Regions from separate parts of the Homo sapiens genome. Here region 1 is linked to region 2. Evidence: read pairs that join two places in POLR2A ChIA-PET (ENCODE). Cell type or tissue: A673. All regions are shown on one strand. Each heading gives the region's core, and the rest is flanking DNA. Links, peaks and the distances in the headings are about the cores only.

Evidence for each region. Peaks named below come from ENCODE experiments on the same cell type or tissue, not always from the same donor. Only the 100,000 strongest peaks of a DNase experiment are listed, where the experiment ranks them.
Region 1: POLR2A ChIA-PET joins it to region 2 with 10 read pairs; 2 of 35 experiments call an interaction of 5 or more read pairs at or near these places.

The regions. Positions count from the first base shown.
Region 1 is chr16:24,070,685-24,083,203 of GRCh38, reverse strand. The region is part of intron 5 of PRKCB (protein kinase C beta); the gene reads right to left. Among named protein-coding and RNA genes, the nearest start is that of MIR1273H, 130 kb to the left of the region's middle. RefSeq lists enhancers at 6,064-6,876, 6,877-7,689. In A673, for the core only: no CTCF peak of the experiment used is centred there; a DNase peak (open chromatin) is centred at 6,633.
Region 2 is chr16:23,578,379-23,590,897 of GRCh38, reverse strand. NDUFAB1 (NADH:ubiquinone oxidoreductase subunit AB1) reads left to right here. Exons shown (of 5, transcript NM_005003.3): 2 at 3,579-3,701; 3 at 5,475-5,562; 4 at 8,523-8,622; 5 at 9,725-9,884. The coding sequence ends at 8,614. Among named protein-coding and RNA genes, the nearest start is that of NDUFAB1, 12 kb to the left of the region's middle. In A673, for the core only: no CTCF peak of the experiment used is centred there; no DNase peak of the experiment used is centred there; H3K27ac peaks cover 447 bases.

The sequences.
Region 1 (12,519 bases), core at 2,627-10,626, 490 kb before region 2:
GCACACCATATTGACAGTATTTATTATCATTATCATCATTATTTTAGCCATTCTAGTAAGTGTGCAATGGTATCTCATTGTGGTTTTAATTTGCATTTCTGTAATTTCTAGTGATATTGAATATCTTTCCATGAATGTATTGGCCATCCTTGTATTATTTGGTAAAGTGTTTGTTCAGGTTTTTAGATTACATTTTAAGTAAGGCTGGCTTCATACAAATGAGTCTGAGAGTTCTGATACAATGAGTTGGATACAAGTCCTTTGTCAGATATGTGATTTGCAAATATTTTCTTCCAGTTTATAGTTTGTTTCTTGCAAAATAAAAGTTTTTAAACTTTAATAAAGTACAATTTACCACTTTTTTTTTTTTCTTTTATGGGTCACGTTTTTAAGTGTCACGTCTAAGAACTCTTTGTATAACTACAGGTCATAAAGATTTTCTCCTGTGTTTTCTGAAATTTTATACCTTTATATTTTGCTCCATGACCCATTTTGAGTTAATTCTTGCAAAAGGTGTGAGATGGAGGTCAAGGTTCATTTTGTTTTCATATGAATGTCTAATCATTCCAACATCATTTGTTGAAAGACCGTCCTTTTTCCATTTCATTGTTTTCGCACTTTTGTTGAAAATCAATAGGCCGTATTTGTGTGGGTCTATTTCTGGATTCTCTACTGTGTTCCAATGGCTTGTGTATCTATCCTGTCACCAATATCACATTTGATTACTGAAGCTTTATATAGTAAGTCTTAAGATTGGGTACAGTAATTCTTCCAACTTTATTCTTCATCTTAAGAATTGTTTTGGCCATTCTGGATTCACTGCCCTTCTATACAAGTTTTAGAATCACTGTGTCCAAACATACAAAAAATCCTGCTGGGATTTTGACTTGAATTTCATTAAGCCTACAAATCAATCGTAAGACTTGCTATCTTCACTCTGCTGAGTCTTTCAATCCATGAACATGGGTTATCTCTTCATTTATTTAGGTATTCTTTGATTTCTTTCAGTGTTTTGGAATTTTTAGCATATAGATTCTAGACATGTGTTGTTAGATTTATACCTAAATATTTCCTTTGTTTTGCAGCTGCTGTAAGTAGTATTTTTTAAATTTTTGGTTTCTAGTTGTTAATATATAGAAATACAATTGATTTTTGTGTGTTGACTTGTATGCTGCAACCCAGCTAAACTCACTCATTATTTCTAGTAATTTCTTGGTAGATTCCTGTGGATTTTCTACATAAACAATACTGTTTTCTGTGTATAGAAACAATTTTTCTTTTTTTCCTTTCCATTCCATATGGTTTTTATTTTTTATTTTATTATTACTTTTTTGAGACAGAGTCTTGCTCTGTCACCCAGGCTGGAGTGCAGTGGTGCAATCTCAGCTCACTGCAACCTCTGCCTCCCAGGTTCAAGCAATTCTCCTGCCTACTCCCAAGTAGGTGAGACTACAGGCATCTGCCACCACGCCCGACTAATTTTTGTATTTTTAGTAGATGTGGGGGTTTCACCATGTTGGCCAGGTTGGTCTCGAACTCCTGACCTCAGATGATCCACCCACCTCAGGCTCCCAAAGTGCTGGGATTACAGGCATGAGCCACCGAGCCGAGCCCCACATGCCTTTAAAAATTTTTTTTATCTTACTGTGCTGGTTATGACATGATGTTGAATAGGACTGGGGAGGATGAACATTTTAGTTTTGTTTCATAGCTTAATGAGAAAGCATGCAGTTTTTCATCATTAAGTATGTTACAGGTTTTTGGTAGATACTTCTTATTGGATCAAGAAAGTTCCCTTCTATTTCTAGTGTGCTGAGAACTTTCATCATAAATGAATATTGAGTTTTGTCCAATTTTTTCTGCATCAATTGATATGTTAATTTTTTTTCTTTCTTTAGATTATTAATATGGTAAATTACATTGGTTGATTTTTTTTTTTATTATTAAGCCAGCTTGCATTCTCAGGATAAAACTCATTTGGACGGAGTGTATTTTTCATTTATATATTGCTGAATTTAATTTGCTAATATTTCTATGAAGATTTTTATATTTATGTTTACAAAGAGTTCTTACACATGACACTAAAAACATGACCTATAAAAGAAAAAAATGATAAATTGTACTTTATTAAAGTTTAAAAACATTTGTTCTGCAAAACACAAATGACGAACTGGAAGAAAATATTTGAGATATTTGCTTGTAGTTTTCTTGTACTATTTTTGTCTGGTTTTGGTATGAGGGTAATGCTAGCCTCATAAAATAGGTTGAAAAATGTTCCCTTCTCATCTACTTTTTAGGAGAATCAGTATTATTTCATCTTTAAGTGTTGGTAGAATTTACCAATATAAATTTCCTTTTAAGCACTTTTTAATCTGGATTCCACAAAGTATCATGTGTTATACTTTTATTTTCTTTCAATTCAAAATATTTTCTTATTTCCCTTGAGACTTCTTCTTTGAACTAAACCATGGATTATTCGGAAGTTTGTTTGTTAGTTTCCGTATTTTTCCAGGGGCTCTACTCTTATGATTTTACTTCTACCTAAATACTGACAACTCCCACCCACACCTCTTTACTGACCTTTACAACTGTATGTACAACTGTCCACTGGTTATCTTGTACTGGATGTCCCATATGTACGCTAAACTCAACATGTCCAACAACGCTCATTATCCTCCTGCTCCCCCGACACCACCATGTCTCCTCCCTGTCTTTCAATGCCAGTCTTAGTGAGTGTTGAACTATCCACCCAACTGCCCCAGTAAGAATCTAGAAATCATTCTGGTCTCCTCCCTTTGGTGCAATCTACAACCCCGTGCTGTTTGATCTGCCTCTTTCTCATTTTGTGTACCTGAGTCCCTACTATTCATATCACTGCCATCTGAACAATAATAAGTGTGCCATAGAATTACTGTGATTATTAAGTTATATTTGAATCCTGGTATTGTGCTGGGCAGGTGATGAGTGATTCATAAACAGCAGCTGCTCATATGATTGCTCCCTGGCCACTCACTTTTCCTCTCTGGGTGAAATTAAGATCCTCCTCATTGGTTTCCTGCCTGTGGTCTTCTATTGAGCCCTTCCTTCACTCCCCCACCAAAGTGATCTTTCAAAAGCTAGAAACCGATCGCACACTCTTCAAACAAAAATCTTTCATAATTTTAGAAAATCTATTAATAATATGATTCACTATAAAACTAGGTCAAAGGAGAAAAACTATATAATTATCTTAAAAAATGACGAAAAAGGCGACTGACAAAATTCAATAACCATTCGTCCTTTTAACACTTGGAAAAATAGAAATAAATGAATGCTTTTCTTGACGTAATAAATATACCAACAGCCTTCATTATGCTTACGGGTAAAACTCTAGAGGCATATCTATTAAGGCCACAATCAAATTAAGAATGCCCACCATCACTATCATAATTTAACATTGTTCTGAAAGTACCAATCAACGCAATTACATTTTTTAAAAGTATTGTATAAGAGGCTTAGATGTTGGAAAAGAGAACACAAAATCAGCTTGGATTGTCTGAATTGTATCTTAGAAAAATTCCCCAAAGATTCTGGCATCTGATTGATACCATTTTTCTGGTTTGTCACCCTGATCAATTTTTTTCCATTTTTAATCTCTTTGTCACTTCAGTGGGAATTTGGAAGAAGGAGACATTCAATATATGGTCTCAGTTGAGCATTAATTACATTTTTAGTTAGAAAAAAAAATGTTACTCTAAATCTGAGAGAAAGAAATCATTGTGTAAAAGGGGGGCTGGTCTTGTGCACCTAATTCTTAACAAACTGGAACTAGACACAACGCGGGTGCCCCAAGGTTCAGTCCAGCTGATACTCGGACTTCTGAGGGTTTTGCAACACTGCCAAATGTCACGTGTGTCCGTGTGAAGAGACCACCAAACAGGCTTTGTGGGAGCAGCAAGGCTGTTTATTTCACCTGGGTGCAGGCAGGCTGAGTCCGAAAAGAGAGTCAGCAAAGGATGATGGGATTATCATTAGTTCTTATAGGTTTGGGATAGGTGTACAAAGTACCTTCTTAAGGGCGGGGGAGAATATATCGTATCAGTTAGGGTGGGGCAGGAACAAATCACAATGGTGGAACGTCATTAGTTAAGGCTATTTTCACTTCTTTTGTGGATCTTCCGTTGCTTCAGGCCATCTGGATGTATACGTGCAGGTCACAGGGGATATGATGGCTTAGCTTGGGCTCAGAGGCCTGACACCAAAACCATGCAACTTTTGTGCTCAGTAACTGAGTCCTCCTGGGACCCAGAAGCTTTGAAATCTTGGAGGTTTTATGACCCCCTAAACCCAGTTTAGTGTCAACTATTTTCTACAGCGGTTTCCCTGGTCATTCAGGGTCCTACAGTTCCCAGCGTTGCTCCACACTTACTCTGACTCCACACAACCACAACCCCACAAGTCTAGAGACCATTTCCCTCGACAGGGAAGATCTGGGTTAGTCCACCTTTGAGCTCTCACAAGCCCAGTCTCTTAATAACTAGCATTCCCCAGTGGTGTGGACAATGTCACCACTGGATCTCACTGGGGGATGCAGCACTTGCTACTTTACTCATGCACGGCAGAGTTTTCAGGGCTTGATGCAGATGGAAGAGGAGCTCTTCAGCCCAGCTTGGAAAAACAAGAGTAAACCTGCCCCCCATAAACATCTGTTCCCCTCAGGTTGGCCCTGAGGGTCTTTCTGTCTGCCTAGGACAGATGGTTTGGGAGTCAGGCATCCAATAAGTTAGCTTTACTTCTTGTTTGGAGACCACCTCCTGCCTCAAGTTAAGTGAAAACAAGAAGGACAGACGAGGTTTACCAATTCCTCACTCATATCCTCGGGACAGGAACCAGGATGGCGTGCCATGGGGCCCCACCCTTGCTTGGGTGCTGAGTAAATGCAGCATGAAGCATGGAGGCAGGAGGTGCTCAACAGCCCCCTCTCCCACGCTGCAGCGGCTGCAGACATGGCTCTGGGTGCTGCTTTGCAATGTGATTATTTCTAAAGATGTGACATAAATACTAACATGGAGTCCCTGGAGCTGCAGAGTCGCTGCTTGGCAGCTTAATTTGGACATTCAATCAAAACTGTCTGTCGGCAGCTCTGCACAACCCAAGCAGCATAGGGCCAGAAGCCCCGCAATCTGCTCAGTGAGAACGTTAAGTGATGGGTTTAATTTTCAGAAGCTTGGGACAAAAGCCTTCCCAGCTCTGAGGAAGGCGGGTTTACTTCCCTTCTCTAGAGAAACAGTGCATATTTTCTCATATCTTCAATAGGCTCCCTGCTTTGATAGAAGAGCCCTGTCTACATTAACTACATCACTGAATCATGGAATTCAAGGATTTTTAAAAACTGAGAGGCACATTCTCAGACCATGATCCTCAGACAGTCAGGGAAAAGGGCTACCATTTGAAGACAAGTTTCCTGTTTCTCCTACTGTTGTTCAGGGATGAAGGGAGAAGAAAACATCTGTTAGAAGGGGTCCCAGCAGATGAATGCTTCCTCCTTTCATTGTCAAACATCCTCAGTCACACAGAAGCACTAAAAGAGAGTGCTGGATACATTTATCCTAAACGGATATATGATTACATGGATGGATGAGTTGGCTGAGTGGATGGATGGATGGGTTAGACAGATGAATGAATGTATGGATGAATGTATGAACTGGATGGATGGATGGATGGATGGATGGATGGAGAGATGAATGCATGTGTGGATGGATGGATGGATTAGATGGATGAATGTATGGATTGGATGGATGGATGGATGGATGGATGGATGGATGGAGAGATGAATGCATGGGTGGATGGATGGATGGGTTAGGTGGGTCAATGAGTAAAGTAATGGGTCTTAACTAGCTGGAAGGAAACTGGCATCCTTTCCATTTTCTTATTATCATAATTTTACCAAACTATCCATATCTCAAGGCATCTACTGAATCTGCCCCATCCCACATCCCTCCATTCTTCACCACCGTAGACACACAGACACACACACACGTGCATGTGCATCTTCAAAATACTTCCAAATGGCACAGCCCAAGCACAAGCTAACCAGTACTGATGCTGTGCTCAGTACTGGAACAGGGTCCTAGAGGCCCCCTGATATGCCCAGGTGCTAAGTTTACTTGCCAGGCTATGGGGAGGTCCAAGGAGGATCCCAGGGGAGCAGCTGGGACTGTGGGAAGAGCTGCCTCAGGAGAGAGCTGCAGCTATTTTCCAGCAGGCACAGAAGCACTGCTGGAGTGTTCTGGAAGAATGTCTGACTACACTGAGATGCAAATACAAATCCGATGACCATCTATAAAAGGGTACACAGATGAGATAGACAGAGTTCCGGCACAGCCCCCACCCTATGCCTCTGCCTGTTATTCTAAACTCTGCCCAGACAGAGGCAAATATTCCAGTGACCCTGGCCATCAGCAGATGCTATACTCCGGCTCCCTGAGAGCAAGCCCTATGCTGTTTCCTTCTGTGACTCAAACAGTGAGTTAAAGGCACACTTGTAGCAAGGTAATACGTTGAGGTTTGAAGTGCCTGTTTCTCCCACTTTGCACTTCATTGAATTCTGTCACTTGTACCCTGAGGCTCCTCCCCCCAGACCATGCAGCTAGACGTGAGTCATCCACTGCCTTAGGGAGAAAGTTGTCAAGGTATTAGTGAGGAACAAAGCCAGTGAATTCTGACTTCTCAGTTCTGAAAGCTTCTGTCTCGTCTTTCTCCCTATCAGGCCCCAAAAGCTGAGCTCCAGGATGACAGAGAGAATGGATGAAGAAGCAGATAAGGCCCCCTTTTTGCTCCATGATTCACCCCTCTGATCTCCATACTCTGAATTAGCCCCACCTTTCACCTCTTTTAACCAGAAAAGCCAAAAGCACTCCTGTACATCTGCCAACAACTGCCAATCCTGGAAAGAGGCTGAGTCCAAATCCCAATTGGGCTTAACTGGGGCATATAAATAAGGCTTTTCACATGCTCCAAACAACTCCCCTTTCCCTCACACCATGACTGAGAAGTCCTGTTTCAGAGAGTGGTTCTCAAAGGGTGTGGCCCAGACTAGCAGCGTCAGCATCACCTGGGAACTCATTAGAAATGCATGATCTCCTAATGTTATTCCTCCCACCTAATGTAAATGACGAGTTAGTGGGTGCAGCACACCAACATGGCACATGTATACATAGGTAACAAACCTGCACATTGTGCACACGTACCCTAGAACTTAAAGTATAATAACAAACAAAAAAAAAGAAATGCATGATCTCAGGCCCTGCTCAGACCTGCTGAATTGAGGATGGAACCCAGCAACCTGTATTTTAACACACTTTCCAGATGACTCTGATGTGACACTCATGTATGAAAACCACTGCTTTTGACCAGTGTTGTTGAAGCCAGCCTCACCAGGGTAGGAAGAATTCTGGACAGAAATATAGTTACAATTCAGCATTAATCAGGCTAACTTTGACCCACTTCCTTGCAACTAAAAGTCAGGTAACACTGGATACTGACCATTTGCAACCTCGTTGTTCCTACAGATAGGATTTCTGACATTAGAATCATAGGCTTTTGTTTAAGAGTTGCTTAAACAGATCCTGAATTCCAGCAGAATAGCTGATGCCAACCAGTTTAAAGACCCCAAACAGAGGAACTGAATCAGCAAGAGAACACAGCTTCTTTATCTCCCTGTCCCATGACTCCATCCTGCTCTTTTCCACCAATCAACAATCTCCACACTTCAGCCCACTGCAAAACCCTTAAAAATCCTAGCCCCAGACTCCTCTGGGAGATGGATTTGAGGTTTCCTCCTGTCTCTTCCCTACAATTAAACCTGTTTCTCTGCTGCAACTCAGTGGCTTAGTGTATTGACTTGCTGCATGCATTGGGCAGTGAACCTATTACAGTTACACTGTCCAATAGAACTTTCTAAAATAATGGAAGTGTTTGATGTCCAGTATAGTAACCACTAGCCACATGAGGCCACTGAATACCTGAAATGTGGCTATTGTGTTGGAAAAATTGAGTTTTGCATTTTATTTAATTTTCTTTAATTAAATTTTTTTTTTTTTTTTTTGAGATAGGGTCTTGTTCTGTCACCCAGGCTAGAGTGCGTGGTGCAATCATGACTCACTGTAGTCTCAACCTCTTGGGCTCATGTGAGCCTTCTGCCTCAGCCTCCCGAGTAGCTGGGACTATAGGCATATCCCACCACATTTGGCTAACTTTATTTTTTGTAGAGGCAAGTTTTTGCTATGTTGCTCAGATTGGTCTCAAACTCCTGGCCTCAAGCAATCCTTCCACCTTGGCCTCCCAAAGTTTTGGGATTACAGGTGTGAGCCACCAGGCCAAGCTCGTTAATTTAAATTTAAACAGCCCCACGTGGCTAGTGGCTGCCATATTGCACAAAGCAGCTTAGACCGTTGCATCAGCCTCCTTACAGATTTCCCTCCCCTCCTCGTCTCCTTTCAGGTCACCCTATAAGCTTCAGACAAATTAATCTTCCCAGAACGCAGATCTTATCATGTCATTCCTACTCTCAGAACATCCTCACTGACTCACTGTTGCCTACTGATTTTAAATACATGTTCTTTTTGTTCTTTTTTAGTAAGCCAAAATGTTTTATTCCAAAATATGATAGAAAATAGATTAAATAATAATAGTTGACGGTGAATGAGCTCTTACTATATGAGCCAAGCACTATTCTAAGGACTGCACATGAATTATCTCATTGAATCCTTACAAGAACCTTATGATGTGAGTGTTACTGTTTTCCCCATTTTACTGATGTGGAACCTGACAGCTGAGGGGGTTGAGTGACTTGTCCAAGGTATACAGAGAGCTGATAACAGTAGAGCGGGATTTGAACCCTCTCTGTCTTCCTCCCAAGGCTGCACTCTTAGGCACGACATCACAGTGCCTCGGAAGATCCATCTGGGTCAGATTATTTTTCCCTCTTAGGGTGCCCCTTATGAAATCCATAACCATGGTCACACATTCTATGGCAGTAGCTTCGAGGTGTGTCTTAAACACATCACTTGCTCTTCTTTTTTTTTTTTTGAGATGGAGTCTTGCTCTGTCACCCAGACTGAAGTGCAGTGGCATGATCTCGGCTCACTGCAAGCTCCACCTCCTGAGTTCATGCCATTCTCCTGCCTCAGCCTCCCCAGCAGCTGGTACTACAGGCGCCCGCCACCAACCACGCCCGGCTAATATTTTTGTATCGGGGTTTCACCATGTTAGCCAGGATGGTCTCGATCTCCTGACCTCGTGATCCGCCTGCCTCGGCCTCCCAAAGTGTTGGGATTACAGGCGTGAGCCACCACGCCCGGCCATCACTTGCTCTTCTATAGAGAACAAGCAAAAGCTATCATCAGCTGTCTTGGACTCCTTCTGGAAAAGATCAACATATTTACCCCCAAAATAGCATCTTTCCATCTCAGAAGGAATACTGGACACATTTTAGGTAAAGTCAGCACATCGTTTATCGAGGTGTTAAAAACATGGCTTAGGGGCTAGGGGATGAATATTGAACTTTAGACTGAGACATTTAAAAAACCGGCCAGGCGCAATGGCTCACACCTGTAATCCCAGCAATTTGAGAGGTCAAGGAGGGAGGATCACTTGAGGCCAGGAATTTGAGATTAGCCTGGGCAACATAGCAAGACTTTGTCTCTACAAAAACAATTTTCACGATTAGCCAGACATGGTGGCATGCGCCTGTAGTCCCAGTAACTCAAGGGGCTGAGGCGGGAGGATCACTTGAGCCCAGGAGTCTGAGGCTGCAATGAGCCAACATTGTACCACCGTACTCCAGCCTGGGAGACAGAGCAAGATCCTGTTTCTAAGAAATAAATAAAAATGGCAAAAATGTTTAAGGCAGGTAGGATTCAAACAGGTGGGCAATGGGAGGCCATCTTTAGGAGAGGTTCTTACAAATACAACAGTTCTAATCCTGACCTTAATCACAGGGCTGATAGTCAAAATATTTAGCAAGCGGTTTATCCATCAGATTGGAGACAGCCAAAGCCCTGGGGTAGATGTGAAGGCTCCCACTGAACTAGACATTCACCTTTTCATTATCAGATCACATCCAAGGGCTCTTGGAGAAGAAACTAACAAGGCCAGAGAGGCAGAGGACATCTGGTGGTATTTCTTAGTTGCCAGCTGGCATAGAGATATTTTGATGTTTTGATAATCATCTCTGATCAAGATGACTGAGCACTGCATAAATACTTCCTCTTTACAGTAAGGTATACTTGAGCTACTGAATAGTTTCATTTTTAAACAGCCTTAAAAAGAGAGAGAGAGTTAGGCCAGGTGCGTGGCGCACACATGTAATCCCAGTGCTTTGGGAGGCTGAGGCGGGTGGATCACCTCAGGTCAGGAGGTCGATATCAGCCTGGCCAACATGGTGAAACCCCGTCTCTACTAAAAATACAAAAATTAGCTCGGTCTGGTGGCACAGGCCTGTAATCCCAGCTACTTGGGAGGCTGAGGCAGGAGAATTGCTTGAACCCAGGAGGCAGAGGTTGCAGTGAGCAGAGATCATGCCATTGCACTCCAGCCTGGGTGACAAGAGGGAAACTCCATCTCAAAAAAAAAAGAGAGAGAGAGAGAAAGAGAGAGTTAAAGAAAGCAGATTGGCTGGTTGTGGTGGCTTACACCTGTAATCCCAACTCTTTGGGAAGCTGAGGTGGGAGGATCACTTGAGGCCAGGAGTTGGAGACCCCCATCTTTATAAAAAATAAAAATAATAATTATCTGAGCATGGTGGTGCATGCCTACAGTCCCAGCTACTTAGGAGGCTGATGTGGGAGGATTGCTTGAGCTCAGGAGTTCCAGGCTGCAGTGAGCTATGATCGTACCACTGCACTCCAGCCTGGGTGACAGAGAAACACCCTGTCTCAAAAAAATTAAAAACAAAAGCAGATTGATGGTTGCCAGGGGCTGGGAGAAGGCAGGGATGGGTAGTCACTGCTTAATCAGTATGGGGCTTTATTTTGGAATGATGGAAATGTTTTGGAACTAAATAGCAGTGGTGGTTGCACAACACTGTGCATGTACTAAATGCCGCTGAACTGTTCACTCTAAAACAGATCATTTTAAGTCATGTGAATTTCACCTCAGCAAATTTTTAAAAACAAAAGGCGGGGGTGGGGTGGGGGTTAAACTCTATCCAAATTGCAATCAGCCCATAAACAAGTAGCAAACTGAATTGGGCACCCTCATGATAATAATAACATCCTTGCTGAGATCCTGGAGCAGGGCCCAGTGATGCCGACGACCCCTCCAGAATGTGTCCACTGTGATCATTAACTCCACAAAGGCTTGGGCATGGTTACTGCAACTCAACGCCCTCTTCGGCCCCCACCATAACTTTCAGCCTTTCCTGCACCATCTCCTTATATGGTGTAGGCCAGACTCCAGCTAGCCTTGGCTGCCGGCTGTTCCCTGTAAGATCCTGCCTCCATAGGAGGAGACAGATGGGATCTAGTGTCCAGGACCACATCCCACAGCTACTGCCCAGAGACATGTGCAGAGCGGACAAGCCAGGCAGGTACTCACTCTCTTTACTACCCTAGGACCTTTACCCCCAATCACAAGTAGAACCACTGGCCCTGTTGAGTTGAGCTAGACTAGCATTCTCAATTCTGGATCCACATTAAAATTGGTGGAAATTGGAAGGTTGGACGGGCTCCTCTTATTCCTTTTCCCCAGTCCTGTTTGTCTTTTTTTTTTTTTTTTTTTTTTTTTTAGACAGGGTCTCACCATGTTACCCAGGCTAGTCTCAAACTCCTGAGCTCAAGCGATCCACCCGCCTTGGCCTCTCAAAGTGCTAGGATTACAGACGTCAGCCATCGTGCCCGGCCATGTTTTGTTTTCAAGGCAATGCAGAGAAGAGGTAGCTCAGGCTCCTCTTACCATACCAGATATGCAGAGTTCTGAGAGGTCTGAAGGCAGAGTAAGTCTCAAATGGAAAGCCAAGAGAGAATGCTTAGGGTATATCATGAAGACGAGGTCATTAAGCTCCTCCCCTATCTCTGAAAGCCCCAAGAGCAGCATCCAAGTCCTTAACTCACATCCTCACATCAGCCCTGGAGTGGAGGGGGGCTTTGAGCTCCCTCTTCAGGTCACAGTGTGTACTAACTACCCTTTGTCCAGATGGTTCCCTCCCTTGCCTTTGGCCCAAAGCTCATTCATCCTTCTAGTTAGATCTATAAGGCCACCTCTTCCCAGAAGCCTTTCCTGACTTCATCTGACCCATCACAGGATTTCTTCCTTTCTTATCTTCAGTGACACAGTATACTTTAGAGAGATATGTACTTGCTTTACTTGTTCTGCTATATTAAATAGAGCTCCTTAAGGGAAGGGACTATGACTTCCTAATTTTTCTGGCCAAGGGCTTGGCCTCAGGATCAAACAGACCTGAGTTTGAGTTCAAAGTGATACCACTTCCTGGCTGCGGAGGCTTGGAGGATTACTTAACCTCTCTGAGCCTCAGTTTCC
Region 2 (12,519 bases), core at 2,274-10,273:
TGAGAGGCTGAGGTGAGTGGATCACTTGAGACCAGGAGTTCAGGACCAGCCTGGCCAACATGGTAAAACCTCATCTCCACTAAAAATACAGAAATTAGCCAGGCATGGTGGTGCACGCCTGTAATCCCAGCTACTTGGGAGGCAGAGGCATAAGAATCACTTGAACCTGGGAGGCAGAAGTTGTGGTGAGCCAAGGTCACAACACTGCACTCCAGCCTGGGCAACACAGTGAGACTCTGTCTGAAAAAAAAAAAAAAAAGAGACCAGAGGCAGGAGCATGAGAGGGTAGTAGGATCAAGTATTTTGGGGCTACGCTACAGCCAAGGTATCAAACTAGCTGCTGCTGGTCATTGTTCTCAGGATCCTACTAAATAACCCTAAATAGCACTTACTGTGTTAAGTGCCAGCCAATGTCCAAGCCTTTACTTCATCTCACTGATGCTTCACAACAGTCCTGTGAGTGTGGTACTGTTGTTTATCCCCATTTTACAGATGAGGAAACTGAGATGTAGAAGGTTAAGTAACCCACCCAAGGCCAAACAACTAGTGAGAGCCAGCACCATGGTGCAGGCATAGGTGGTCTAGTTTCAGCGTCTGAGCTCTTGCCCACTAACTTACTGCCTCACGCTGATCCTGATGCAGCACCCACTCTAGATTGGCATGTGGCCTCCAGTCAGAGACTCGTTTAATTTAATCACATGGTGCCCACCTGGCCCTTGTAGGTACTTGCTGGAGCTGCTGAGGACAATGCTGACAACCTAGTTGGCCTCATGGGTAGTTGTGTACGAACATAGAATATACCCTCACCAGGGGTCTTGCTTTGTTGCCCAGGTTGGTCTGGAACTCCTGGGCTCAAGCGATCCTTCCACTTTGGCCTCCCAAAGTGTTGGGATTACAGGCGTGAGCCACCACACCTGGCATCGTACCATTTCTTTTTTTTTTTTTTTTTTTTTTTCTTTTTGGAGACAGAGTCTCACCCTGCCGCCCAGGCTGGAGTGTAGAGCCATGATCTCAGTTCACTGCAACCTCTGCCTCCTAGGTTCAAGTGATCCTCCCACTTCAGCCTCCTGATTAGCTGGGATTATAGGCACACGCCACGATGCCCGGCTAATTTTTGGACTTTCAGTAGAGATGGAGGTTTCACTGTGTTGGGCAGGCTGGTCTTAAACTCCTGACCTCAAGAGATCCGCCCACCTTGGCCTCCCAAAGTGCTGGGATTACAGGCGTGAGCCACCACACCTGGCCTCGTACCATTTCTTGATAAGCACACAGCCTCTGTTAGATCCCTCCAACTGAAATTTCTTTTCTGCCATTGCCATATTACCTCATTTCTTCTCCCCCTTTCTCTTTATTCCTTTCTTCTCCATTTTATTTGTGACTTGGAAACCTATTTGAGTCATTGTTAAGTAGGCCGGTCATGTGCCTGTATAAAAGGTCTCCTTAACCCATGTATAATACGAAAGGAGACTAGACATTTAGACAAAGAAACATGCTCTAAAACTCTTGAAAGTACTCAGAAAGGCTCGTTAGAATATCTATCATACTCTCCAACTCATCTCTTTAGTTTGCTGATTAAACCTGATTTTTTTTTTTTTTTTCTTGAGACGGAATCTCACTCTGTCACCCATGCTGGAGTGTAAATGGCATGATCTTGGCTCACTGCAACCTCCGACTCCCAAGTTCAAGCGATTCTTCTGCTTCAGCCTCCTGAGTAGATGGGATTACAGGCACATGTTACCACGCCCAGCTAACTTATATTTTTGGTAGAGACGGGGTTTCTCCATGTTGGTCAGGCTAGTGTCGAACTCCTGACCTCGTGATCCGCCTGCTTCGGCTTCCCAAAGTGTGGCAATTACAGGTGTGAGCCACTGCGCCCAGCCTAAACCTGATTTTAATAACTGACTTCTTTTTCTTTTCTTTTTTGAGACAGAGTCTCGCTCTGTGGCCCAAGGTGGAGTGCAGTGGCACAGTCTCGGCTCACTGCAACCTCTGTCTGGGTTCAAGCAATTCTCATGCCTCAGCTACCTGAATAGCTGGGATTACAGGCACACACCACCACGCCCAGCTAATTTTTGTATTTTTAGTAGAGACGAGGCTTCACCATGTTGGCCAGGCTGGTCTCGAACTCCTGGCCTCAAGTGATTGGCTCACCTCGGCCTCCCAAAGTGCTGGGATTACAGGTGTGAGACACACATCGGCCCAATACCTGTTCTTTATGCAAGATGAATGTTTCTTCTACAGAGGTTATACTGGTTTGGTTCTCTGGGCAGTATTTATTATGATTTTTCATGGACCTTTGTGAGTTTCAGGGACCTGAGCCCTAACAAGCAGCCCCACTTTCTATAGGGAAATGCCTGAAGAACGCCAAGCCTCGGACTTAAAATCAACTTCAGGAGGTAAACAAACCAATTTAGATTAGGGATTTCTTTCTTTTTCTTTTTTTTGAGACGGAGTCTTGCTTTGTCGCCCAGGCTGGAATGCAATGGCGCAGGCTCGGCTCACTGCAACCTCTCCTCCCACATTCAAGCGATTCTCCTTCCTCAGTCTCCTGAGTAGCTGGGATTACAGGCGCCCACCACCACGCCTGGCTAATTTTTGTATTTTTAGTAGAGACGGGGTTTCACCATGTTGGCCAGGCTGGTCTCGAACTCCTGACCTCAGGTGATCTGCTCACCGTGGCCTCCCAAAGTGTTGTGATTATAGGCGTGAGCCACCACGACTAGCCAGATTAGGGATTTCAGTAGTGAGCAAAACTGCCAGATACCCTGTTTTGTTTTCTCTGATTCTGCGTCGTACCTTCCACAGCATTAAACCCCCTGACCTGTAATTGCAGCTCATTCCACATTTGTTGAATGAAATCTGGTCAATACCCTAATACCTAAACATTGAGCCGACTAATACCAGAGATACGTGAGGTATTGCTCTAACATGGCACAGGCCAGAAGGGCTCATGGTTTGGCTGGTGGCCATGAGGCAAGCCTCGCTGGAAGGGAAACAGATTGGAATGTAGTGACTGTAAGCTCCCTCATCCCCTCTTTGGGTGGGAGGCCAGCTTCCTTTGTCCTGGCTGAGATCAGGGAGATAACTGCTGGAACCAAACTAGACCTTTCTGGTGTATGGTCCTCAATTTGAATTGCCTTTGGGTTTACCATGACAGCTCTTTCCTTTTGGGTTATTTTGACTTGGGTCAGCCTATTAAAGGTGGCAGCACCCTGTAGAGGCCTCGGGATGCTGAAGATGCCATGAGAAGACACAGGCATTCTGCAGACGCTAGACAATTTTAGTGGCAGTTAGTGTCGCAGAGCAGTATGAATGTCCAGAGCCTGAGGGTTGAAGCCAGGAGGCAGAGGGGCCGGTCCTGACTCCCAGGAAGGAGGCCTGAGATGCTGCTGAACTGTTGGGGCTTCTGCGATTACCCAGTCCTGCAACTTAGTGTGTCCTGGTGGCCACAATGAGAATCAGATGCTGTGGGTTCTCTAAAGCCCCGAAAGTTCTGTGAAAGTTACCTATAGGCTTGTGCATTGATTTAGAGGTATTTTCCATTCAATGACAGTGTTTCCTTCCTGCCGTCGCTCTAGGTTCCTGGTAGAGTTACACAGTTGTGCCGCCAGTATAGCGACATGCCTCCTTTGACGTTAGAGGGCATCCAGGACCGTGTTCTTTACGTATTGAAACTCTATGACAAGATTGACCCAGAGAAGGTAACTGATGGTGGTTTGAATTTTTTTCTTTAAATATAGAGTATTTAATTACATGCTAGAAAATGCAAAGGGAAAGATACTCAGTAAAAATCTCCCTGGCTCCCAGACACCCAGGCCCATTCTGGGAGATAGCCAGCGCTACCAGTTTCATGTATGTTTCCAAAGGTACTCAATGCATATGTTAAAGAAGTATACACACGTGTGTATATTATATGTATGTATCTCTCACCCTTTTTAAAAAACACAACTGGCCGGGCACTGTGGCTCATGCCTGTAATCCCAGCACTTTGGGAGGCCGAGGCGGGCGGATCACCTGAGGTCGGGAATTCAAGACCAGCCTGACTAACATGTAGAAACTTCATCTCTACTAAAAATACAAAATTAGCCGGGCATGGTGGCACATACCTGTAATCCCAGCTACTCGGGAGGCTGAGGCAGCAGAATCACTTGAACCCGGGAGGTGGAGGTTGCAGTGAGCCGAGATAGCGTGATTGCAGTCCAGCCTAGGCAACAAGAGTGAAACTCCATCTCAAAAATAATAATAAATAATAAAAACACAAGTGGGGCCGGGCGTGGTAGCTCACGCCTGTAATCCCAGCACTTTGGGAGGCCGAGGCGAGTGGATCATGAGGTCAGGAAATGAAGAGCAGCCTGGCCAAGATGGTGAAACCCCATCTCTACTAAAAATACACAAATTAGACAGGCGTGGTGGCAGACACCTGTAATCCCAGCCACTCGGGAGGATGAGGCAGAGAATTGCTTGAACCCGGGAGGGAGAGGGTGCAGTGAGCCGAGATCATGCCACTGCACACTGCAGCCTGGATGACAGGGTGAAACTCCATCTAACAACGAAAAAAAATTGAATCTGTTGTGTAGGTAAGGCAGTTTTTTTTTTGATTTGGGTTTTTGAAGAATCATTCCTGGTGATCCTGAGGTCTAAATTAGAGTGATAGGGTGATAGTAAACACTTTGGCCAGGCGCAGTGGCTCACGCCTGTAATCCCAGCACTTTGGGAGGCCAAGGTGGGTGGATCACGAGGTCAGGGGTTCGAGACCAGCCTGACTAACATGGTGAAACCCCGTCTCTACTAAAAATACAAAAATTAGCTGGGCGTGGTGGTGCACGCCTATAATCCCAGCTACTCGGGAGTCTGAGGGGTGAGAATTGCTTGAACCCGGGAGGCCGAGTTTGCAGTGAGCCGAGATCGTGCCATTGCACTCCAGCCTGGGTGACAGAGCAAGACTTTCTCAAAAAACCAAAAAACAGACAACATTAGAGTGAAATCCTTCATTAGCTATGTATATATTGTTCACTTCAAAACAGAGTAAGATAAAGCAAACCATGTACATACTAGCATAGGTTACATATAAAATGTCAGTTATAGCCTCTGTATGTTAAAAAAAATTCGATGTAGTCACAAGGACAGAAAACCAAACACTGTGTGTTCTCGCTCATAGGTGGGAACTGAACAATGAGGTCACTTGGACAGAGGGTGGGGAGCATCATTTACCAGGGCCTGTCAAGGGGTAGGGGGTTTGGGGAGGGACAGCATTAGGAGAAATACCTAATGTAAATGATGAGTTGATGGGTGCAGCAAACCAACATGGCACATGTATACCTATGTAACAAACCTGCACGTTGTGCACATGTACCCTAAAACTTAAAGTATAATAAATTCAATATAGTGATTAAGTGGCATTGTACCACCCTGTTATCTTGGGAAGCAGATGCTTTCATGGACTAAATTTTGTGTTTGGTGCTCCTTTCTTGCAGCTTTCAGTAAATTCTCATTTTATGAAAGACCTGGGCTTAGACAGTTTGGACCAAGTGGAGATTATCATGGCCATGGAAGACGAATTTGGTAAGGCTCAGTCTTCTATCTACACACTGCGATTTTTGATTAAGGTGGATTAAACTGAAAGAAGTGGTGGGCGTCTGAATTGGAATTAGAATTAAATATTAATAGAAACAGTAGCATCCACTGCCCTTCACACACACCTTCCTGCCCACTTACCATCAGGTGAAGTAAGCTTTAGGGATGGTACATTTATTCAGAGAGCACCTTGCACAAGCCCAGCAGAGTGCCCAGTGTGGTGCCAAGAGCCGAATGACCAGAGATGGTTCCAGGGGACTGATTCTTCAGACAGGGTTCTAAGACAAAGGGCAAAAGCCTCCCCGGAACACATGCTGATGACATGTCAGCCCCTCCTGAGCTCGGGTAACGCGAACCAGGTAGAAGTAATGTGTGCCAGGACAAGAGACGCACCCAGAGCCTCTGGCCTTGGTCTCCTATCCTGGCTCACAAGCACACTCCAAGTTTGGGACTGTGTGTTGGGCAGGTGAGACCTTTATAAGGTTCCATGGCTGTTTCTGCGTGAGTTGGCTGAATAGGAAATCAAAGGACTTCTGTGCTGTTCTGCAGAGCAGGGCCTAGTTAAAATTCCTCACAGATGATGCTGACTAGGATGGAATCCCTTTGCCTAGTGCTTAAGAGTACCAGGTCTGGAATTGAGCTTAGTCAGGTATGAGCCTGGACAAGTAACTGTATCTCTCAAAGCCTGTTTCCTCAGCTGTAAAGTGGGGGTGATAATAGTAGGAACCCCAGGATTGGAATTGCTGTGAGAATTAGAGATGATGTGTAAAATGCTCAGCACAGTGTTTGGGCCAAAGTAAGCTAACTACCAAAACCCAGCCATTTATAAAAACCCAACCATCATAAAAAAAAAAATGCATGGGTGACGTGTGTTACAGCACACGAACCTTGAGAACGTGCCGAGTGAAAGAAGCCAGACACAGAAGATGACACGTTATATACCATTTACATGAAATGTCAAGAAGAGGCAAATCCAGAGATAGAAAGTACACGGGTGGTTGCCAGAGCTAGGGAGGATGGGGAGTGACTGCTGACGGGCACTGGGTTTCTTTTTTTTTTTTTTTTTTTAATTGATCATTCTTGGGTGTTTCTCGCAGAGGGGGATTTGGCAGGGTCATAGGACAATAGTGGAGGGAAGGTCAGCAGGTAAACAAGTGAACAAAGGTCTCTGGTTTTCCTAGGCAGAGGACCCTGGGGCCTTCCGCAGTGTTTGTGTCCCTGGGTACTTGAGATTAGGGAGTGGTGATGACTCTTAACAAGCATGCTGCCTTCAAGTATCTGTTTAACAAAGCACATCTTGCACCACCCTTAATCCATTTAACCCTGAGTGGACACAGCACATGTTTCAGAGAGCACCGGGTTGGGGGTAAGGTCATAGATCAACAGCATCCCAAGGCAGAAGAATTTTTCTTAGTACAGAACAAAATGGAGTCTCCTATGTCTACTTCTTTCTACACAGACACAGCAACAATCTGATTTCTCTATCTTTTCCCCACATTTCCCCCTTTTCTATTCGAAACAACCGCCATCGTCATCATGGCCCGTTCTCAATGAGCTGTTGGGTACACCTCCCTGACGGGGCGGCTGCCGGGCGGAGACGCTCCTCACTTCCCAGACGGGGCGGCTGCCGGGCAGAGGGGCTCCTCACTTCTCAGACGGGGCGGCTGCCGGGCGGAGGGGCTCCTCACTTCTCAGACGGGGCGGCTGCCGGGCGGAGGGGCTCCTCACTTCTCAGAGGGGGCAGCCGGGCAGAGACGCTCCTCACCTCCCAGATGGGGTCGCGGCCGGGCAGAGGCGCTCCTCACATCCCAGACGGGGCAGTGGGGCAGAGGCGCTCCCCACATCTCAGACGATGGGTGGCCGGGCAGAGACGCTCCTCACTTCCTAGACGGGATGGTGGCCGGGAAGAGGCGCTCCTCACTTCCCAGACTGGGCAGCCGGGCAGAGGCGCTCCCCACATCTCAGACGATGGGTGGCCGGGCAGAGACGCTCCTCACTTCCTAGACAGGATGGCGGCCGGGAAGGGGCGCTCCTCACTTCCCAGACTGGGCAGCCGGGCAGAGGGGCTCCTCACATCCCAGACGATGGGCGGCCAGGCAGAGGCTGCAATCTCGGCACTTTGGGAGGCCAAGGCAGGCAGCTGGGAGGTGGAGGTTGTAGCTAGCCGAGATCACGCCACTGCACTCCAGCCTGGGCAACATTGTGCACTGAGTGAACGAGACTCCATCTGCAATCCCGGCACCTCGGGAGGCCGAGGCTGGCAGATCACTCGCGGTTAGGAGCTGGAGACCAGCCCAGCCAACACAGCGAAACCCTGTCTCCACCAAAAAAATACGAAAACCAGTCAGGCGTGGCGGCGCGTGCCTGCAATCGCAGGCACTGGGCAGGCCGAGGCAGGAGAATCAGGCAGGGAGGTTGCAGTGAGCAGAGATGGCGGCAGTACAGTCCAGCTTCGGCTCGGCATCAGAGGGAGACCATGGAAAGAGAGGGAGAGGGAGAGGGAGAGGGAGACCGTGGGAAGAGGGAGAGGGAGAGGGAGACCTTGGGGAGAGGGAGAGGGAGAGGGAGACCGTGGGAAGAGGGAGAGGGAGAGGGAGACCGTGGGGAGAGGGAGAGGGAGCTGGGTTTCTTTTACACAATGGTGATGGTTGCACAATGTGAATATACTAAAAACTACCAAATTATATGGTATATACAAGGAGGAATTTTCTATTATGTGAATTCTATCTCAACAAACAAACAAACAAACAAACAAACATACCTCCAAAGCATCGTACCCAACCTGTATGCATACTGTCTAGAAGCTAACTGGCCCACAACCTATATGGGATTCAAGGTTGCTGAAAGTTTTGATATACTTGTAGCTGTTGTAGAAGGGTCAGGTGTGTTCAGTTCTAAAGGATTTTTTTTTTTTAACTCTCTCACATTGTTGTATATTTTTCTTTTAGGGTTTGAAATTCCTGATATAGATGCTGAAAAGTTAATGTGTCCACAAGAAATTGTAGATTACATTGCAGATAAGAAGGATGTATATGAATAAAGTATCAGGTAAATAGACTTAAAAAATGATGTTCACCCATAGATTTGTCTGTGGTTCTTCAATAAAGGAAACTTAAGAAGAAACAGAAAATGGAAATGCTTGACCAAGATTTTTCACTACTTATAAAATGCAAGCCCTTTCCTGTTGTCTGCCACTCAAAGGGGCCCAGCCCTGGTGGTGATCTTTGAGAGGTTGAGAACTGTCATTCCTGGATAGAACTCCCTTGATTGTCAGCTGTCCTCACAAAAGCAGAACATTGTACAAAGTACTGAACAGGGTAACCTGGAAACAGACCTCTGTCTCCCTCAATTACTCAGCCAAGGTAAGCCCAGCCTGCTGGGTAAGACACTGAAGTGACCTGGCTCTTAAGTAGGCAAGAGAGGCCTCATGTATAAGAGGATGGACTTTGGAGTCAGAGACACCCAAGTTTATTCTCAGCTTTGCCACACACTATAAGCCTGGTGGTCTCAGGCAGGCTGCTTAGCTCTGTAAGCCTCAGTTTCCTCATATGTAATATGGTGGTAATGATAGGACCTACCTGGGGCTTTTGTGAAAGCAAAATTGAAGAGAGTATATATATCACTTGATATAATGATGTAAAGAAGCCTCTCAGTAAATAGTAGCTTTTGTTACTTGGGACCTAGAATAATCAAATAAGACTTTTTGAATTAAAACATTGTATTAGTGTTTTTAGTCTTTAGCTTTTAGTGACCCTGCATTTTTTTTTTTTTTTTTTTAAAGATGGAACCTTGCTCTGTTGCCCAGGCTGGAGTGTAGTGGCACAATCTCGGCTCACTGCAACCTCCGCCTCCTGGGTTCAAGCAATTCTCCGGCCTCAGCCTCCTGAGTAACTGGGATTACAGGCGTGCACCTCCACGCCCAGCTAATTTTTATATTTTTAGTAGAGATGGGGTTTCACCATGTTGGCCAGGCTGGTCTCGAACTCCTGACCTCAGGTGATCCGCCCAGCTTGGCCTCCCAAAGTGCTGAGATTACGGGCATGAGCCACTGCACTCAGCCAGAGGCTGCATTTTTAGCACCTGAAAGATGTCACTTATCATTAGTAAGAATACATCAAAAATAACATTGAACTTATTTTGTCTTTTCCAGACCCTTTGGCTTTGCTGAGAGAGGACTCAGATGATAGTGACGAATGTCTGGCAGTGAGGACACATTTTGGCATTCTTGCTGACTCTGACAGAGTGATTCTGATGGACTTGTATTTAAATTGTATGTGTTTTACTCTTTGAAAATAAATCTATAAAACCAACATTTTCCCCCATCTTCAGTTTTTCAATGATGTCTATAAAGTGCTTTTTTATGTTTGTATACTGACATTGCTTAATATTTTTAAAGGTCTGATTTGTCATTTGTATTCATGCATGTCAAAAACAATGGCTTCCCCAGCCATGTACTTGAAGTAAGGCTGTCTCCCCACCTTCGTATCAGGAGTGAATATATTCATGGAAATGGACTTTTTGCTTCAAAAAAAACTTTGTTTTGGTTTCCATTAGCTTATTATCAGATGTGTCAGCTGATATCAGCAGGTGGGACTAGTTTTTCATCACTGTCCTAAAGATCCCTTTTAATACAGTTTAACAGTTTTGGAGAATGGGAGGCTCTCTTTCCTCCTGGAAGGTCAGTTTGACATTGCCACACATCAAACCACAGTTTGATTTGTCACACATCATTATTGGTTCTGCCCCTTTTACTCTTAGCACTGTGTTGGTTCCTTGGGGTTGATGTAAATAACATGTATGCATTGCTTAGCTCTTGAAGAGTTTAGTTTGAGAGTTACATCAAAATAATTCCTCTCCTTTTACTGACTTTCTAGTATGGGGAAGGAAGAGGAACCAAAGGCCTACAGTAAGTAGTGTCTTTGAGGCAGAGGGACTAAGGTGAGGGGCCCTCAGCCAGCAGAGAATCTCATGGCTGAGAGATGAGGTGGTCGAAGGATGGGAGTCAGCTCTGGGATTGGGTCCACACTCACATCTGCTTCCCTTCCTGCAGGTACCAATACGCTGGTTCCTTCTGGGTTGCTCTAGAGTTATTCCAGGCATGTTAGGCAGACATAGTCCTTTTTTTTTTTTTTTTTTTTTTAACTTTTATTTAGGTTCAGGGGTACATGTACATGTTTGTTATATAGGTAAATTATGTGTCATGGGGTTTGGTGTGCAGATTATTTCATCACCCAGGTAATAAGCATAATACCCCATGGGTTTTTTTATTTGAGAAGGAGTTTCGCTCTTGTCGCCCAGACTGGAGTGCAGTGGCACAATCTTGGCTCACTGCAACCTCCGTCTCCCAGGTTCAAGCGATTCTCCTGCCTCAGCCTCCCAAGTAGCTGACGTTATACCCGCCACCATGCACCCGCCACCACCTGGCTAATGTTTTGTATTTTTAGTTGAGACGGGGTTTCACCATGTTGGCCAGCCTGGTATTGAACTCCTGACCTTAGGTGATCCGCCCACCTCCGCCTCCCAAAGTGCTGGGATTACAGATGTGAGCCACTGTGCCCAGTCCCTGATGGGTGTTTTTTGGAGCCTCACCCTCCACCCTCCAGTAGGCCCCAGTGCCTGTTGTTCCCTTCTGTCCATGTTTACTCAATGTTTAGCTCCCACTTAAAGTGAGAACGTGGTATTTGGTTTTCTGATCCTGTGATAGTTCACTTAGGATACTGGTTCCAGCTGCATCCATGTTACCATAAAGGACATGATCTCATTTTTTATGGCTGCATAGTATTCCATGGAGAGTGTGTGTGGTGTGTGTGTGTGTGTGTGTGTGTATACACACTTTCTTTTTTTTTTTTTTTCAGACAGTCTCACTCTGTCGCCCAGGCTGGAGTGGTATGGTGCTATCTTGGCTAACTACAACCTCTGCTTCCCCAGTTCACGTGATTCTCCTGCCTCGGCCTCCTGAATAGCTGGGATTACAGGCATCCGCCACCATGCCCGGATACTTTGTATTTTTATTAGAGATGGGGTTTCACCATGTTGGCCAGATTGGTTTCGAACTCCTGACCTCAAATGATCCGCCCGCCTTGGCCTCCCAGAGTGCTAGGACTACAGGCGAGAGCCACTGCACCCAGCCTACACATTTTCTTTACCCAGTCTGCAGTTGATGGGCATTTAGGTTGATTCCATGTCTTTGTTATTGTGAATAGTGTTGCAGTGAACACAGGCATGTGTGTGTCTTTATGGTAGAATGATTTATATTCCTTTATGTATATCCAGTAATGGGATTGCTGGGTCGAATGCAAACCTCGTTTTCTTTGAGTTCTTTGAGACATTCACTGTCACCCAGTCTGAGTGCAGTGACACGACTGTGGCTCACCGCAGCCTCAACCTCCCAGGCTCAGGCCATCCTCCTGCCTCAGCCTCCCAAGTAGGCACACCACTGCTAATTTTTTAAGTTATTTATAGAGATGGGGTCTCACTGTGTTACCCCGGCTGGTCTCGAACTCCTGGGCTCAAAAGATGCTCCCGCCTCCACTTCCCAAAGTGCTGGAATTACAGGCATGAGGCACTGCACCTGGCCCCTTTTTAGCAATAGAAAGCATATCCTCAGTTATGAAAATCATACATTGTTACACTAGACCTTTTTTATTTTTTTGCAATATTTAGCAACATATCTTGGAAAACTGCCAAATTGGAGGATAAGGCTCTTCCTCATTGTTTTTTTACAACTGCATTTATTTAACAATAGCTTGAGCACTTACTAAGCACTGGTGATCAAATAGGGAGTAAACAGGCTGTGTGTTATTCCTTTGATTGGAACGTCTAGTAGTTTAACACTGGGGGTATTTTGGTGGTAGTCCCCAAGTTGTTCTGGCTATTTTAAATCCCATGGCAGCTGTACATTTTACCAAAAAAAAGCGTCTGTGATTGTGTCTGCCTAAGATCACA